2 separate regions of the Homo sapiens genome follow, and region 1 is linked to region 2. Evidence: read pairs that join two places in POLR2A ChIA-PET (ENCODE). Cell type or tissue: OCI-LY7. All regions are shown on one strand. Links, peaks and the distances in the headings refer to the core of each region. The heading gives the core; the rest is flanking DNA.

Region 1 (9,448 bases), core at 445-8,444, 220 kb after region 2:
TTGTGCCAGGCACCTCAGTTGACAGTAGGAAAACCATAGTGAGCAAGGCACAGGCTGCCTCAAAGCCCCCCTCCAGTCTCCCATACACCCTCACCTCCCCCAAAGACTCTCCCTCTGCCATTAATCATTTGTGCCCTACACAGTAATCAATTTGTCCCCACTGCAAGGTTTTATCATCTATTATTTTCAAGGCAATGCACCAGCTACTACTAGAAGATACAAAGATACACTCCCTCTTTCCAAGAGTTTATAATTGAGTAGGTTCAGAAATGGTAGTGGGGAAAATAAATACACAGATACCTAGACTAACAGGCAGTGTGACTGTAAGTGCTATAAGAGAGGCATAGCTGTAAGAGCAGTGGACACACAGAGAAGGGAGGATAAATTTCCCCTGGAGTGACCAGCAATGGCTTCTTGGAGGATTTGAGCAGAGCCTTGAAGAATGGGCATGATTAGGAGATGGGATTGAAGGATCCAGGGAGAATGACAAAAATAACAAGGAAGGCTGAGGACAGCAGCAAAAATGCCGAGGAAGGAAGAGTGGAGGAAGTACAAGTGGGCCAGACTAAACACAAGAGAAGGGTGGTGATAAGCCAGAAGGTCACAGGGACAAGGTCCTAAAGGATTTACACCTCATGTCAAGGAGTTTGGATTCTGTTCAAGAAGCATGGGGCAGGAGGGGAGGTGTTTGAGGAGGAGTGAGGCAAAATCAGAGATGCTCTTTGAAATATAATTATGGCAACCATATGGATGGAAAGAAGAGGGGAAAGAGAGGAACAGCCAATGTAGAATGGCAGCAAGAGAAATGGGAAATGAGAGGCAGCTGCTGGAGACAGGGTACATGTAGAACTGACGGGACTTGGAAACTGACCAGAGGCAAAGGTAACTCTGACATCTTAGGCAATTTTAAAAAGAGCATTCAACTCAGTAACCCTGACGCCACTCCTCTTTCTATAATGGTATAGAGGCGACACATGTTAAAGTAAAATATTAAAACAAATAAAGGTTTCCAAAAAGTTTCTCCAATAGGATTTGAGCTAGACTGCCATTTGATTTTTGTCTTGTTCTTGAATTATTGCTTAAAGCCTTCGTCTGGCATATTTGGCATATTTGATGTTTTAAAATCAATTCCATCCCACACCTACCCCACCCCAGTGCTTGTTCTTCCTTTATTCTACCTTCTCCCCCAGATTTATTCTACTTGCTTCTCTGCCCTACTCTGGGGGAATGATGGCTATGTCTGTATCACCCAAACACTCTTGCCTTCTGGCTTCCTATTGGATTTGGCCAATGAGAAGCATCAGCAGGAGATCAGAGGGCAGAAAGAGAGAAAGTACATTAGTTCTCTATTCCTGCTGTAATAAATGACCACAAACAACACTAATCGATTGTCTTACAGTTCTGGAGTCAGAAGTCTGAAATCGGTTTGTTTCACTGGGTTAAAATCAAAGTACCATGTCAGCAGGGCTGGTTCCATTTGGAGACTCTGGGGTAGGAACCCATTTCGTTTCCTTTTCCAGCTTCTAGAAACTCCTTGGCTTATATTTCCTTCCTCCATCTTCAAAGCCAGCAGCTTAGCACCTTCTGTCCTCTCTGACCTCTGCTTCTGTCTTGCATTTCTCTCTCAGACTTTGACCTTTGTGATTATATTAGGCCCACCCAAACAATCCTGGATAATCGTCCCATCTCAAGATCCTTAAGGTAAGCACATCTGCAAAATCCTTTTTGCCATGTAAGGGAACATAACACAGCTTCCAGGGACTAGGAGGTGGACATCTGGGGATGGGGGACTTTATTCTGTCTGCCACAGAGAGGTTGGGGTATTTCTTACCCTTTGCTCCTGCCTTGGTGCTGTGGGCCTGGCAGCATTCCTTCCCGCTACAGCTCCAGCTGTAGACAGGCAGCCTCTCTTTCATGGCGCCAGCTCTCACTCAGCCCCTGTAACTTCTTTTCCTCCCTGATGTCTTTCAGACTAGAGGTGGTAACAGCACTCACCATATTTATCCTTCATTGCCTCAACAGCCCTCTTTGATTGCATTAACCCTGCCCATTCTTCGAAAACAGTCCCATCATTAAATTATCTTCAAAATCCCAGCTAACCAATGTCCCCGCCACCCATCTTGGTGTACCTTTTCATGCTCATTCATGCTGTTAACTTGTCAGGTCTAGGACTGGTGCACACACAGTCTGAGAGAGAGATGTAAAGACAGAAGCAGAGGTCAGAGAGGAGAGAAGGTGCTAAAAAGTTGAAATGTAAATGCAATATGCAAGACAGTTAGCTTCAGGAAAACAAGGAATTGTTACCATGAGTCAGTATAGAAGTCATTGCACAAAGCCGAATGCTTATCCAGAAAATAAATGTATCTGATTAGATAAGTATACATAATAATAATCCCGCATTTTCTCTCAATTACATCCAAGGAAGAGAAATAACACTCATACAGAGTTCACAATAGAAAGTTTCCTCTTTGATTTCCTTTTTGTTTATTTTTCAGTCAACTAGGGAAACTGACTTCATGACCTAATATAAGTGATTTCTGAGAACTGGATAAGCTAGCTGAGCTGCCAGTGATAGCTTTCTATTCTTAGGCCGATAATTTTAAGATATTGCCCCAGTTTCTTTTCACCTGAGCAGTCAAACTAGCATATGAAAAATGTAATGATGGTAGTTATTTTTCCTTTGTAGAAAATGTTTTGCTCCAACCAGCTTGTCTTTAAAATCTCTTTCTTCACATTCATGTCTGTTGCCACACTTGCAGTTATTTCTCTGTATTAGTTTAGGGTTTGGATTATCTGCCCAACATTCATGAGATTCTTTTCCTAAGAACTTCATCTAAAATCATGGAATACAAAATACCATTCATGTCCTAAAAGAATTTCTATCAGGCAGTGCTTATCAAAAAGAAGAGTTGTTTTTGTTTTGTTTTGTTTTCATTTTTAACCTCTCAATGATATTTCCAGAAAAATATCATTTGCCCCATTTCCCCATTTAATACACCCTCAGAAGCTCAACCGCTTCTCTCCCAGGTTCATTATGAAAAATTTATTACTTTTTTTATCTCTTCTACCGTTATTATGATAATTATAATGATCTATTGTTAATTGTAACTACTATGATTAATAATAGATTACATTTGTATATTTAGAGATTACAATGCACTTCCCATATATTATTTGATCATGATCAAACCTGGTTGACATATATTATGAAACCAAATTAGAATTTTATTATAAACCTTGTTTACATTTGGTTTAAACTCTAAGGAGCATACAGCCAAAAAGATAATTTCTGAAAAATGCCTTTTTTCAAACATTCATCCATCTGTTGAACAGATATATGTGGTTATTTCCCATGTGACAGAGTTCCTGTCCTTGGAGAGCTTACAATATTATTGGCAAAGGTCAATACTTCTAAAGAAATGCACAGAAAAGGCACCCAACCCAGACTGCTGGGATCATAAAAGGCTGTCTGGATGATATCATCCCTGAAGTTTGGTTCCTAAAAGATAAGTAGGATTTCCCTTTTTGAAGTGGGGAGAAGGAGGACTCAGATTCTAGCAAAAAGAACAGCACAGAGAAAGGCACCAAAAAGGAAACATGCCAAATACCTTAGAAAGGTAGGAAGGGCCAGACGCAGTAGCTCACGCCTGTAATCGTAGCACTTTGGGAGGCTAAAAATGGGTGGATCACTTGAGCTCAGTAACTCAAGACCAGCCTGGGCAACATGGCGAAACCCCGTCTTTACCAAAAATATAAAAATTAGTCAGACATAGTAGTGCACGCCTGTGGTCCCAGCTACTTGGGGGGCTGAGGCAGGAGGATTGCTTGAACCTGGGAGGTCAATGTTGCAGCGAGCCGAGGTCACGCCACTACACTCCAGCTTGGGTGACAAAGTGAGACCCTATCTCAAAAAAAAAAATAATAATAATAATGGGAAGTGATCACCCAGAGAGCATGCATAGAGCTAGGGGAGGGGAAAACTTAAAAGAATTAAACATAAACCCCAGTTAAGAGCCCTAGAAGAGACCGGGTGCGGTGCCTTACACCTGTAATCCCAGCACTTTGGGAGGCCAAGGCAGGTAGATCATCTTAGGTCAGGAATTCAAGACCAGCCTGGCCAACATGGTAAAACCCTCTCTACTGAAAATACAAAAAATTAGCCAAGCGTGGTGGAGTGCGCCTGTAATCCCAGCTACTCGGGAGGCTGAGGCAGGATAATCACTCAAACCTAGGAAGTGGAGGTTGCACTGGGCCAAGATCGTGCCACTGCACTCCAGCCTGGGCAACAGAGTGAAACTCCATCTCAAAAAAAAAAAAAACATTAAAAATTAAAAAAAAAAAGAGCCCTAGAAGAGTAAGGAGATTTAGAAAGAAGCTATCTAATAAAATTCTCTGTATGAGATTAATATCAGTAACAGTTGACAAGGAAAAAGGAAGGAATCAGTGAAGAAGATACCAGATCATAATTTAGAGCTCAACTACTTCCACAGTAGGGATACTGTGTCATCTTCCAATTTTACTTATATTTTCACATTTTAATTTAGAGGATTTTTGTAAATAGAAATGGAGGCTCCGGAAGGGAGAGCTCCCCCTAAATCTTTGCTAAAGCCAGCTCCCCGTTATGAATGTCCAGACAAGGCCACACTCCCACCATAGGATACTGTGCTCAAGTCAAAGGCCGGATATTTTCTGAGCTGTGACTACATCTTTTCTAAACACAAATAATAACAACACCAAAGAAGGCGTACCACCTGCATCAAGTGGTGAATTCTCAGAATCCTGCAGCAGCCTTTCACTTCCAATAGCAGCTTTTTCCCCTCACCTTTGTGACCCTCCTAAGCAGGTTATGTGCTTAGGCAGAACCTTGATGAAGGATTCTTCTCTCTTCTGTGCATCCATAAGGGTCATTTCACACTTCTGCTTGGATGAAGTTTCTCAAGAGATGCTGGGACTTTTTTGGGTTTGATTTTGTTTTGTTTGTGTGTGTGTGTGTGTGTGTGTGTGTGTGTGGGAGTTTTATTATTTTGTTTTGTTTTAGAGATAAGTCCTCACACTTGTTCCCCAGGCTGGAATACAGAGGTGCAATCATGGCTCACTGCAGCCTCGAACTCCTGGGCTCAAGTGATCCTCCCACCTCAGCCTCCTGAGTAGCTAGGCATGCACCACCACACCTGGCAAATGTTTTTTATTTTTTGTAGAGATGCGGGTTTTGCCATGTGTTTCAGGCTAGTCTTGAATTCCTGGACTCAAGCAGTCCTCCCACTTCAGCCTTCCAAAGAACTGAGATTATAGGCATGAGCCAACATGCCCAGCCTGTTTTCTGTTTAAGTGATTACTGTCTAAAACATAGCATAAAGAGAGTCTCAGACAGTTTTCAATACATAAATGAATTGAAGCAAATAAAATTCACAGTTCTGGTGCTCTCAAACATGTGTTTCAGTTTCCAATTGGATTAGAAGTTTTCTCTCTGGAAAAACCTGCTAATTTTATGGGCTCCTGTGCCTTGCTGAGGCAACTGAGCCTAACAGTTTATAACAAAAGCCAGGCCCTGTAATAGGCACTTGGAACCCATCTAATTCAATCGCGATCTAATGAAAGAAATGGGAAGGTTAATGAAAACATTCAGTGTAACCCCTTGAAAAATATTCTTCCTGTAATGGTTATTAAATAATATTGAACAAAGTTAATCATGAAAACAGCCAGTAGATATTAAAGATCACCATCAAGTTGGAAATCAGCCTGTCCTTTGTTCCATCAGGGCCATTAGGGCACAGGCATCCCAGCGTCAGAGCACCCATAACAATGACTGCAGCAGCAAAGACCCTAATTCTGACTTTTCCTTTTCCTGGAACTTCATTATTTCATTCAGACTCAGCCTCCATTCCTCTTACTCTCAATCCTAGCATTTGTTTCCTATAACTTTACCTGTCACTACCAATGTATGTAGGTCACCAGTACTGAAGCCTCATTTGGTCTCCTGTAAGTACCATTGAAATTGTCATGATTTGGATGGAACTGCGTAAGGCAGTATTTCAAGAAAGCTTGAGGTATGCTGAGGTGCCCTAAAGCTTAACTTACACGGCATGCAAATGAAGACGTTTACTATCGCTGAAAGGCAAACCAAACATTCATTGACTCAACTGTGATTAACCGAGGGCCTACTTCTCAGGAACTGTGGCAGGTATAGATGACACAGAGACAATAGGTGTGTTCCCTGTCCATGAGGGGTCTAGTGTCAGTGGGAGAAACCAGCCTATAAGGGAGGAACGATGATGGCATTAGCCTGTGACCTCAGATCATTAGCCACAAAAATCGTCCATAGCTAAGTCCATCATGAAATAAGGAATAGAGATTATTCATGATTTATTGGTATAGTATTCCAAAGAAGCTCAATTCCTCATACCTAGTTATAATCTGGGATCACTTTAGTCATATATGATCATGCAAAATAGGCTCTTAGGATGCAATGGTAACATGAGGGCAATTAACTGATTACAACCAGGTAAGCACGTTTGTAACGATGTCCAAGCAACCCTTTGAGCTGGGACTGCCATGACTCATGGCTAAAGTAAATCCAGGATTTAATCTAATTCTTATAAATATTTCATTGAGACAAGCCAAATACTTTATATATGACTTGGCTACAAAAATGCATACAGTACAGAGTTTAAATTTTTTCTTCCAACCTGAACTATTAACAACATAAGGAATTATGAGATGTTTGCCTTCTCCTGCCTTGGCCTTCCATAGGCAAAAAAAGAAAAAGTTTTTTACCTGGAAAGCCCCAAGCAAGTTCAAAGATTTGGTGTTTTGTTAAAGAAAAATCCGCTATGATGTATGAGCAGAAATGTGTGAGTAGGAATGCAGAACTTACTAGGCGGGGACCTAGACACAGCAGTTATCCCGCTCCGCCTTGTCCCTGTGACATTACTCTAAGGTTGTTAGTTGCCCCAAGGGGACCACAGATAAAAGTATTTCTTCCATAGGAAAAAAATGAGTGCTTAGAATTCCTCTTAAGTCCTTTGATCAGTTTCCTAAATTTGGCATTTCCTTGACCCACATAATGCAGTGCACACAGAGACTCCTGAATTACCTTTATCTGGTTTTAGTATCTCTGTCTCTCTCTCTGTCTCTCTCTCTCTCTCTCTCTCTCTCTCTCTCTCTCTCTCTCTCCCCCCCTCCCTCCCTCCCCCGCCCCCCCACCATCTCCTTCTCCCTCTCCCTCTCCCTCTCAACTGGAACTCGATATTTTAAAAATACTCTAAGAATGAGTGGAGATCTTAGAAGTTTCATTTTAGTAACATAGCTCAGTTGAAGATAGCTCTGTGGCAGAGAGAGTATAGAAAGAGACTACATCAGAGTCACAGTTGGTCTTTTTCTTCATTTCTAAAAGGGCTGCGAATTTTCTATTGGTTTTAAAAAATTAATTCTCCCGATTGTGATAGCGGAAAGTGACACTCTTTTGTCACACACTGGCCACTGCACTGAAGTCAGATGAGGTCGGAAAGTAGGAAAGTAACAAGAGAACCCCTTGCCCCACCTCCTGCTGTCCCCCGATAAGTCGATCTTCTTATATATCCAGATGACAGTGAAAGAGATCACATCCCAAATTTATTTAGGGAGTTCCAGTTAAAATTATTATACAGAATACTGATATTGGAATGAAAATGAAAATTCAACCCTTTCACAGTTCATACTGTTCCAAAGAGAGATGGAAGTCTTGAAGCCAGGTCTGGACTGAGTCTGTTGCCATTGAAACCAGGTCCCCGTGAGTCAGCCCACTTTTAAAATAATGCCCAGAGTGCTTTGCAACGGTCAGAGTCTATGTCAGCAGCAGCATTTTCGTTCCATTACCTAACCACCACCAGCCCCTAGAAATGTTTTTTCCTCGATTTAGTAAGATCTTGAACTATTCCCAAACTTCCGTTGCTCCAAAATGAGGCAGAAAATCAGTAGACACAACCCTCACCACCCAATGGCACTGATACCCTGGAATGGGGAAAGGGCATAGGAGAGATTCAGCATGTATCAGAGCCTCTCCCTCTGAGGGGACCCTACATGGAAAGCCGAAATTATGGAAATCTGCCAGGTGAAGAGGTCAGCCCAGGCTCCTGGGAACCCGATAAAAATAATGTCCCTGACTTCCCGGAGCCTCATTCCTGAGGCCCCCACAGAGGGGACTTCAGCTCAGCCCTTACGCAGCCCCTAAACCCCTCTGCTTCTCCTCCTCCCCCGTAGCTTTCAAACCACCGCTTCTCTCCTCCAGGCTAATGCCTTCTCCTTTAAGTCTCATAAGTTCCTTGTAGGGAAAAGGGAAAATAAACACACAAGTGAATGAAAACTTCAAATTTTCTAAGTCTTGCTAAACTCAAGTATGGGACCAGAGTCAAAAGACGGGACTATTTCTATCACAATACAAGATCCCTTTTGCCCTCCACATGGTTTTTGGTTAAAATGTCAGTCTCAGGACACAAGTAACCACAAGGCGGCAGTGGCTGTCAAGATTCGATTTGGGGTTCGAGGGGGTTTATACCTCCCTCTCCCATGGGTTCAAGATAACCCATGTGGAAGTACTTCACTCATTCACCAATATATTCAGTGCACCTCATCCAGACACACAGTTAAAAGAGACCCAGACTCTGTGTCATTGTCCTCATCATCTCCTTCCCCACAGCCTCCTAATGTCTCACTTGGATAGACCATGTGACAACACCGCAACTCAACTCCCTTCCTCAGTCTTCCAGCTTTCTCTTCTTCCACTTTCCATAGTGAGGTCACAGGGAGATTTCTAACCACCACTCAGCTTCCCCGGTCAGGTTACCCCATGCTTAACTTTTTAGTGCCTTGCCATTGCCTTTAAAATAAAACCTAAACTCCTGAACAGTATAATAAACTACTGACAGTTTCCCAAATATACCATTCCCTCAAACTTTGCAGCCTTTACATATGCTACTCTCTCTGCCTAGAATGCTTTCCTCTTTGCCTAGGGAACTCCTACTGGCACTTCAAAACTCAACCGATATGTCACCACCTCCTGGCAGCTCTCCCTGACTACCCACCACCCCCACTTTCTGGGTTAGATGTCTGTTCTTTCTGTGCCCTTAGTACTTTGTGAATGCCTCTGTCATAGCAAAGATACATTGAGTAGTAATAGCCTTATTTACCCATTTTCTTCCCAACTAGACTGAGAACTTACTGTACATAGAAATGATACCATTTCTCTCTATATCCCCAGTTGACTGTCTGGTACATAACAGGTGCTCAGAAATTATTTACTGAATGAAGACACTCAAAACCTAGGAGGGAAGACAGAGACTCATGAATCTGTAATGAGGCATAATAATCAGAGTGGGGTGCCATTACTACTGAACAGAGAGAGTGGACATCTCTGCTTGTGAAGAGCATAGAGTCGAGGAAGGCACCCATAGGAGAAGATTCTTATTACCTT
Region 2 (9,448 bases), core at 941-8,940:
TTTTATTTTTTTGAGCTGGAGTCTCGCTCTATTGCCAGGCTGGAGTGCAGTGACGTGATCTCAGCTCACTGCAACCCCCGCCTGCCGGGTTCAAGTGATTCTCCTGCCTCAGCCTCCCAAGTAGCTGGGACTACAGGTGCGTGCCACCATGCCCAGCTAATTTTTGTATTTTTAGTAGAGACGGGGTTTCACCATGTTGGCCAGGATGATCTCGATCTCTTGACCTCATGATCCTCCCGCCTCTGCCTCTCAAAGTGCTGGGATTACAGTTGTGAGCCACCACGCCTGGCCACTAATGTACTTTTAAAATATATATTGAAAATGTAACTGCATAAAATAAAAAACTTATTTTAATTAGATAAAATTTTAGAAGAATAATTTTTTGCTTTTATGGAAGATTAAGAAAATAAGCAGGAAGGATTATACAAATGCTGCCACAAACCCTAGGTATCATACAAAAGGGCCAATGTTGCTACCACTACTATAATAATGATAACTAACATTTGTTCTCTACATTAAGCTTTACATAGGATTTTTATGTAGAATATTTTATTTTATCTTCTCAATAATTCAATGAAAAGAATATTAATGTCAACCTAATCTATAGAAGAAAGGTCTGAGCCTCACAGAGGTTAAGCAGCTTATCAGAGATCATGCAGCCAGGAAGCCGGAAAGCCAGAACTTGACCTCAGGCTCTTAATTCCAGGTTCTATGCTTTTTCCATTGTGCTATTGAAAGACCTCAATAATTATTTTTTAAAATCTATTTTTTTTTATTTTAGTTTCAGGGGATACACATATAGGTTTGTTACATTGGTATATTGTGTGACACTGACGTTTGGGGTATATGATTCCTTCACCCAAGTAGTGAGCATAGTACCCACTATGCTAGTTTTCAGTCCTTTCCCTCCAGTAGTCCCCAGTATCTATTGTTCCCCTCTTTGCGTCCATGTATACCCAATGCTTAGCTGCCACTTATAAGTGAGAACATACGGTATTTGATTTTCTATTCCTGCCTTAGTTCACTTAGGATAATGCCCTCTAGCTACATCTATGTTGCTGCAAAGGAAATTACGTAATTCTTTTTTATGGCTGCATAGTATTCCATGGTGTATATGTATCATATTTTCTTTATCCAAACCACTGTTGATGGGCATCTAGGTTGATTCCTTGTCTTCGCTATTGTGAATAGTGCCACAGTGAACATACAAATGCATGTGTCTTTTTGGTAGAGCGATTTATTTTCCTTTGGGCATATACCCAGTAATGGGATTGCGGGGTCAAATAGTAGCTCTGTTTTAAGTTATTTGAGACATCTCCAAAATGCCTTCCATGGTAGCTGAACTGATTTACATTCCCACCAACAGTGTGTAAGTATTCCCTTTTCTCCACAGCCTCACCAGCATCTGTTATTTTTTTCCTTTTTAATAATAGTCATTCTGATTAGTGTGAGATGATATCTCATTGTGATTTTGAATAATCATTTTAAACAACTTACTACATTTGAAAAATTGTATAGTAATACGTTACACGTAGTGTACTGTTAATGAATTTTGAGTGAATGAGTGAATTACCAGATAAACTATGTATTATGTCTATCTGATAATTCTAAGCCCCATAGTATAAGTATACTAAAATAACAGCACATAATATGATGAAAACCTGAAGCAGTTTCCTAAGTGACTGATGCCTAACTCAGCTGAATATTGACTTACAAAGGGACTTCAAGTATAGACCTAAGGAGGTTGCTACCTACCTGTCTCTGAGATTCTCGTGGACTTCAGTGTGAATATAGTAATGGAACACCTGAAAAGGAAGGGAGTAATACAGAAGAAAAATGGTAGGCAAAGAAAATGGGGTGTAGAGAAGCAGACTACTGTGCCTCCATCCCTTTCCAGAAAAAAAAAGAAAAAAAAAAAGATGGGTCGGACCTCACCCTGGCCTAGATGCCTTCTCCTTAAAGATTATATGTATTCTCTTGCTCTAAGCCCCTACTAAATAAGAAGCCTTTTAATTTGTTCTTCCAAACACTTCAGTATGCAGAAATAGAACAGAAAAGGGGATACCCCACTCCGAATGACTAAGCTGACAGTCTTGTTGTACATTGGTCTCTCTTCCTAGTGTCTGAGTATCACTGAGTCTGACCATTTCAAGGTGGCCTCAGAGTGTCCAGACAGGCTGAGAACCACCTACCTAAATCACAGAGACTCAACCCAGATGCTGTCTTCTCAAAGAAGTTTTAGCAGCAACAAGGAAGCTCTCCTATATCACATCCCCCATTAGAATGGCACTGGCACTGAATAACATTGACAGTGAATTTCACCATCAACAGGGTAGGGGAAAATGCTGAGTATTAGAAATTCATTGCCCATTATTTAAAGTGAGCTTGGTTCTCTTTGATTCAGCAAATTGATTCCCAATGACCTAACTGGAATTTAAGTCTTTAATTCTCTTATCCAATGCCTCTCAAAATCTGACCCCATTTGAATTGTCCCTTATTATTTCACCTAGCTGCCTCTAGCACCTTGCTTGGGCAGGTAGGTGAAATAATGAGGGCCCCTCTTTTCAAAGACTCCTCTCATCTTTGCTCATTCTAGTCATTCCTGAAACGATTTTTTAGAAGTTTTTATTCTGGAAAATTTTAATCATATATAGAAGTAGAGAAAATAGTACAATTAATTCCCACATACTCAGCACTTAGGTTATCAACTCTTAGCCAGTCTGGAAAGGCATTTTCTCCTCCTCTATGCTTAGATTCATTAAGGTCTACCTCAAATCCTATGTCTGAAATGAAATTTCTCTCTAATTATTGCTGCCTAAACTTGCTCTGTTACCTTCCTGACCTCATCTGGGGCAATATTACTGCTTCATGTTTTGTTATCTGGTAATGTTCTTTCTGTTACAACACTGTAGTATAAGCTCTCTAGGTACACAGGGAAGCTGCATGCATATTTCATATGTAAAACCACATCTAATATAATATGAGTTTCACAATAGGCAATCTATATAATTAAGCCTTATAAGCCACACTATCACTACCTGGCAAAGACATAGTATCCAGAGAACAGTAAAAATATTTGTACTTTTGTACCACAAAGTATCTGCACCTATTTAAATTCATTAGCCAAAAGGTCAGTAACAAGTTTTTAATTGTTCTAATAATTAACTGCATAATTAACAACTTGTATAGCAGTAATAGGAGTGAAAATATGTAAAATACTTTTACAAGGGTAAATAAAATTACCTTTTGTATTACAAAAGTTGTCCTTTGGGCATGAAGTCGTCTAAAATTATAGAACTGACAAAGACGAATTTATGACATGTATGTGTCAATGCTCTCTTCTTTTCTTTAGTATGGGATTAATATTCCGATAGTTCAACTTACGTTGACTAATGATTACAGAAATTATGAAAATGAAACAAAATTTAATTTTCCAGGGTATATTTTGTGCTCTGGAAATAATGGCAATGATGGTTTAACATGTTTAAACCTGAATTGGACATATGCGTCTCTCTGTTCACTTGACTATTTTAAATAGGATTTAAAACTCTTTGATCAAAGTATTCAGAAATTTCTCATTTGTAAGTTACTTGCACTAGCTTTTAATCTGCTGACATTGCATAAACATTATTCTTAAAACCATACCAATGACTTTCAGGACTCAGATGTTAATTAATTCAGGATAGAAATGGCCATTGAGAACATGTGAAATGTGTCAAATGATAGCCCACTCCACTTTCCCAGAACTTCCAACATTTAGAGCATCATTTACTATTTCAGCAAAAGAAGAATACAGTCATTTGGTGCTGAAATTAGTGCATAAAACCATAATTTTATGTCCTGGGGGATCTTCTGCATCATAGCATTTTACTAATAAGCTTCATTAATATCTGGCAGCTTGTCTTTTATTTAAATGACTTGATGACAGTTTCAAAGGCAAGAACACTCTAGATAGCACTTTATTTTATGCACATAGTTGGAATGTGGACAACAAACCAGTGTCAACTAGTGAAGTGATAGCCAAGTTAAAATGGATTTAAATTGAATGAATGAACAATAACTTATCGAAGTGCTGTTATTTTAGATGCCACCCTCTAGGAAAAGTACATCATATAACCCATTTTATACCATCTGACATGCTTTGCTTGAGTTCATCACTCACATAACTGATGACTAGAGGGAGACAAGGGGTTGGATGAGAAAATAAAACAAAATCCAACTTAGATTAGCTCGTCCTTAAAAAGACCTGCCAATTAGCCTTTCAATTAACTAAGAAGAAGCCTTTCAAGTCTTTGATAACAATGAAGTGAAACTACATTAGCACATCCACTTCAGCTCAGTTCAACAAACACAGGTGGTCTTCTCTTTGTTACCACAACAACGACTTGCAATGGGTATTTTCATATTTTCTGATTCAATTTGTCCAAAATGTGAATTTTTTCCTTCCTAATTTGAACAAATGTGAGTTCTCTGAAAGGCCAAGTTATTTAAGGTGAAGGGTGTTCAGCAAAAATTATGCCACATTATTTGTTACCAGCAAGTATTTTTTCCTCCTTGATATGACATTTATTTATAAATGACTAGAAATGTATTGTGGATTTAAAACAATGTTTTAAACTAAAGCTCATAATTGTCTTAGTTTTGAAAAGACTATATTACCAATCAGGTATGCTTAAAGATAGAGAAAAATCCATGGCTGAATTGGAAAGAAAAGGAACAGGCTCTTTCATGTATACAGTTCCTTGGAGAATGCAAAGGGAGTTGCCCTTCTAGAGGATTCCTGAGTCCCCCTTGCATAGGAGGTTGGAGCTCATGGTTACACTGCTAGTTGGATAAGGGGTTTCAAATTCTGAGATGGTGACCAACTTCTAAGGATCTTGAGTTACTTTGCATATTACCATAGAACACAGTAGCAATCTGTATTGAGTATGGTAAATCTTAAAGCAACTCATTGCCTTAAACAGATAGTCATTTATTTCATTATTTACTGAGCACCTGGCACATATGATTAGGCACCAGGCTACACTGGCACTCTACCCTGAGGAGGCAAGTAGACACGCTCGCTGTCTCACGGAGCTTTTGGTTGAGCAGCAACGACAGTACAGAGTTATCTCCATACAAAGGGGGCACAAATGACATTTAGCTGAGAGCCAACCAAGCGAGGTTTCATTAAAGCAGTAGCATTGGAGTGTCCTGAAGGGTAGGCTTTTTGAAAGACAGAGCTGCATTCCAGATGGAGAAAATCAGACAAGAAAGGCAAAACACGTGGGGCATGTTAAGGGGTTCCGAATAGTGAAGTCTGTCTATAGTGCATGACAATTCATTGAGTCCCCACTAGAACAAGGCTCAGTTCTGAATTCTCAGGATAAAGTTGTTCTTGTTTTCAAAAGAAATAAAAAAGACACTGCCCTTATGCAGCCAACATTCTGGTGTAAAGATGTCAGCAATAAAAACCAAATCAATCTATAATATAATGGCAGGTGGTAGAAGTGCTACTCCATTCCACACACACTGGTCTCCTGACTGCTCTTGGAACCATCAAACATGACCTTGCCACAGGCCTTTGCACTTGTTCCCTCCACCTGAGATACTTTTTGAGATATTCACGAGGCTCACTTTCCTCACTCTTTAAGATCTCTGTTCAAATAGCCTCCTATCAGGGAAGCTTTCATTATTAAAGTAGCAACCACTACTCTTCCCCCAATACGTCTTATCCCCCTTCCTGGCTTTGATTTTTCACCACAGGAGCTACTATCATCTGGCATGCTATTTAATTTGTTTGCTTATTGTTTCTTTCTCAAGTGGAAAGTAAGCACCATGAAACAAAGGGATGTTTGCCTATTTTGTTTACTGCTATATTCTCAGCATCAGGACAGTACCTAGAACATTCAAGAAATATTGGTGCTATGAAGAAATAAGATAAAAATGAAAGTAGGGTTAAGGTGATTAAGCAAATCATGTGTTGCTCTTTTCCAGGGAGACTGGGAAAGGTCTTTCTAAACAGGTAACATCTGAATAAAAACCTAAGTAAAAGGAAAGAGCAAGCCACACAACTATCAGAGGAAAGAGCTTTCCAGGCAGAGAGAACAGGAGAGGAAAAGGTAGGAGCATCCTTGGCTGGAGTGGCAAGAGCTAAGGAGAGTGATAGGAGATTATGTCAGAAAGATAGCATGAGCCCTGTTAAGGATGTGGACTTTATTCTGAGTGAGCTGGAAAGCTGTGGAGTTGTAGGATGCACTGCAGGAGAACAGAAACAGAAAGGAAGGCAATAGTCCAAGTACTTTAGATTGGTATGAGAGCAATGAAAGTGTAAGAGTCAGGATAGTTTTTGAAGGTAAAATTGACAATATTTGCTAATGGAATAGATGGATGTGCTAAGAAGGAGATTTCAGGGAGGAAAGTAAGAATTTAAGGCAGAACAACTGTATAATGACATTGCCATCAACTGAATTGGGAAAGACTATGAAAGGAATAGCTTGGTGGGGAGTGGGGGAGTAGGAATTAAGAGTTTTGGAGATGATAAAATTTTAAATGCCTATTCAATATCTAAGTGAAGATAGTGAGTAGGCAGCGAGATTTTTAGTCTGAATTGTGAGAGAAAGGTCAAAGCTAGAAATATAAGTCTGGAACTCATCAGTGTATAGATGGTATTTAAAACCATGGGAGTAGATGAGATCACCAAGGGAATTAGTGTTAATTAGAATAAACCCCTAACATTTGCATAGTGCATTCCCATTTACCAAGCACTTATATAGTGACTGGAAAATTGTGGGAGTGAAGATTGAAAATCTAAGTTGGGCTTGAAAAAGGAAAGTGAACGAAGACTAAAGGTAATAGGAGAGGATGCTGACTGCACAGTGCTTTACAAGTGATTAGATTTGGAGAAAAAGGTTGTTAAAGACAGTTCCAACGCTTTCATTTGGAACTATAAAAATGTGGGGTGGGAGGGAGCATGCAGAGAGATGATGATAACTATTATTTTGAGCATGGTAAGTTTCTGGTGCTTTAAAGATATCCAGATGATTCAGGAGGAGGAGGGAGCTTTTTTTTTTTTTTTTTTTTTTTTTGGAGACAGTTTTGCTCTTGTTGCCCAGGCTGGAATACAATGGCGCAATCTTGGCTCACTGCAACCTTCACCTCCCAGGTTCGAGAGATTCTCCTGTCTCAACTTCCTGAGTAGCTGGGATTACAGATGCCTGCCACCATGCCTGGCTGATTTACTGTATTTTTAGTAGAGACGGGGTTTCACCATGTTGGCCAGGCTGGTCTCGAACTCTTGACTTCAGATGATCCACCCACCTTGGCCTCCCAAAGTGCTGGGACTACAGGCATGAGCCACCGTGTCTGGCCGTGGGGAGCTCTTTAGCAAGGCCAAGCCCTATTCATTCTTCAAAACTCAGTTCAAATATCACTTCTGCCAATAAATCTTTCCCCTCCCTGCCTCCTGGTTTGAGTTAGGGTTGTTTCTATCTTGCCATAGCTTCCATCACATACTTAGGATTGCCTCTTTACCTGTTCATATCCCACTTGGTTCCTGAAGGAATAGATGGATGTGCTAAGAGGGAGATTTCAAAGAGGAAAGTAAGAATTTAAGGCAGAACAACTGTGTAATGACGTTGCCATCAGCTGAATTGGGGAAGACTATGAAAGGAATAGCTTGGTGGGGAATGGGGGAGTAGGAATTAAGAGTTTTAGAGATGATAAAATTTTAAATGCCTATTCGATATCACTGAGTTCCTTAAAGGGCCTTTTGCCTTTCATGTCTAGGGCCTCAGCACCAGGGGCAGTGCCTGAAATGTATTAGGCACTCAATAAATGGGAGTGGATGGATGGATGGCAGCCATAAGATCCCAGATGAAGCTGTTTATATTCGTTTGTAATAAAGTAAACCAGGTGGTTTGTGAAACACAGAAGCAGAATAGAGAAAGCAGAGAGTGAAATTAAAGGTCATATTTCAACTACAACTTGATCTCAGATGGGACCTGTTCTATATAAAGTATGTTTTAGGTCACCTGCCCACCAGATTGAGATCCAAATTTGAAATATTCACCACACTGACAGACCCGGTGACCACGTTATATTCCCTAGATGTTTGGGGATGAAATTAAGCATTAAAAACTGCTCTTTGAATTTTTTTTCTCTATTGTAAAGATGGGACCAAGGCATTTATATGGAACTTTTCCATAGTCTACTGAGTTTGGCATATGACTGAATAAGAATGTGAAAGGAATTTGAAATGGTACAAATAGGAAGAAATAGCTAAGTCATTTAATATTTAATGTAATTCAATAACTTATTGAGCTTCTACTTTGTTTCAGGCACTAATTTTATGCTATAAATACAATAATGATCAAAATATAAATGTTCTCCCTGATGGGGTTTACAGTCTAGTAAATGTAATAATCACTAACATTTGGCTAGCACTCTATGTGCCAGACCCTGTGCTCAGGGCTCTACGTGCATTAGATCATTTAGTCCTCATGATAACCCTTTCAATAGGCATGCTGTTATCACCCCCATTTTATAGATTGGGAGGCTGAGGAACAAGAGGTTTGAATAACTTACTGAAAGTCACTCAGCCTGAGAACAATGAGGCCATGACTGGAATTCACATAGTCTGGCTCTGGAACCCCTGATCTTAAGCACATACTCTATATGTACAAGCATAGAAAAATGAATTGCAATTTTTGAATGTAGTACAAAGCTGCTGAGATTGGTATTGGATGCAAATGCCAGGAAGCTAGCATAAGACTTCAGAGGACAAAACAAAAAAAGAAAAGTTTCCAATCATCAGTCAAATATGAGAATGAATAAGAAACAAAGAGACAGACAAAAACCAGACTGAAGTGTGAAGGATATGTTTCATGTGAATCATTTCAAATTATGTCTGGGGCAGAAATTTCCTGCATTCCAAAGGGAAAGCATTAGAGAAATCATCGTGCACTGTAAGTCTTTAAGTGGTTCTTGTGTCGCCTGAGTCTCGCATGCCTGGTTCCACCAAATACTTGATGGATTCACAGCACATTGTTCCTCTGGGGAACATGTTTGTACTCCAAGTGTCTTAAGAGCGTTTGTGTCAGAGACATTTTGTTGGGGATGTAACTGTGATATGGAAGGGTTTTTTTTCTGAAATTTACTGATCTTTCTTGAAAGTTTTATATTTCTTGCATTGGCTTCTTTTCTGACTCCGGGTCACTAGCTCCAGATTTTTCTCATGTAGTGCTTTTATGTCTGGCATCTTAAAGCTGTAGAAGCCAAAACCATTCCATAGTCTAGGGATGTTTGTTCTAAATTAGCACCCATGGAAGCATGACATGGTCATTAAATGCTTGGTCCCTGGAATGACAGTGATTGGGTTTGACCCCTAGTTCCACCACTCATTGTATAATGTCTTCTTACACCTCACTTTGTTCATCTTAAAATGGATTTAACATTAATTCCTACATTA

The links. Peaks named below come from ENCODE experiments on the same cell type or tissue, not always from the same donor. Only the 100,000 strongest peaks of a DNase experiment are listed, where the experiment ranks them.
Region 1: POLR2A ChIA-PET joins it to region 2 with 7 read pairs; 2 of 35 experiments call an interaction of 5 or more read pairs at or near these places.

What each region holds. Positions count from the first base shown.
Region 1 is chr7:78,081,113-78,090,560 of GRCh38, reverse strand. All of the region lies in intron 20 of MAGI2 (membrane associated guanylate kinase, WW and PDZ domain containing 2), which reads left to right. Among named protein-coding and RNA genes, the nearest start is that of DDX3ILA1, 95 kb to the right of the region's middle. In OCI-LY7, for the core only: no CTCF peak of the experiment used is centred there; no DNase peak of the experiment used is centred there.
Region 2 is chr7:78,300,998-78,310,445 of GRCh38, reverse strand. All of the region lies in intron 9 of MAGI2 (membrane associated guanylate kinase, WW and PDZ domain containing 2), which reads left to right. Among named protein-coding and RNA genes, the nearest start is that of DDX3ILA1, 320 kb to the right of the region's middle. In OCI-LY7, for the core only: no CTCF peak of the experiment used is centred there; a DNase peak (open chromatin) is centred at 4,295; H3K4me3 peaks cover 764 bases; H3K27ac peaks cover 719 bases.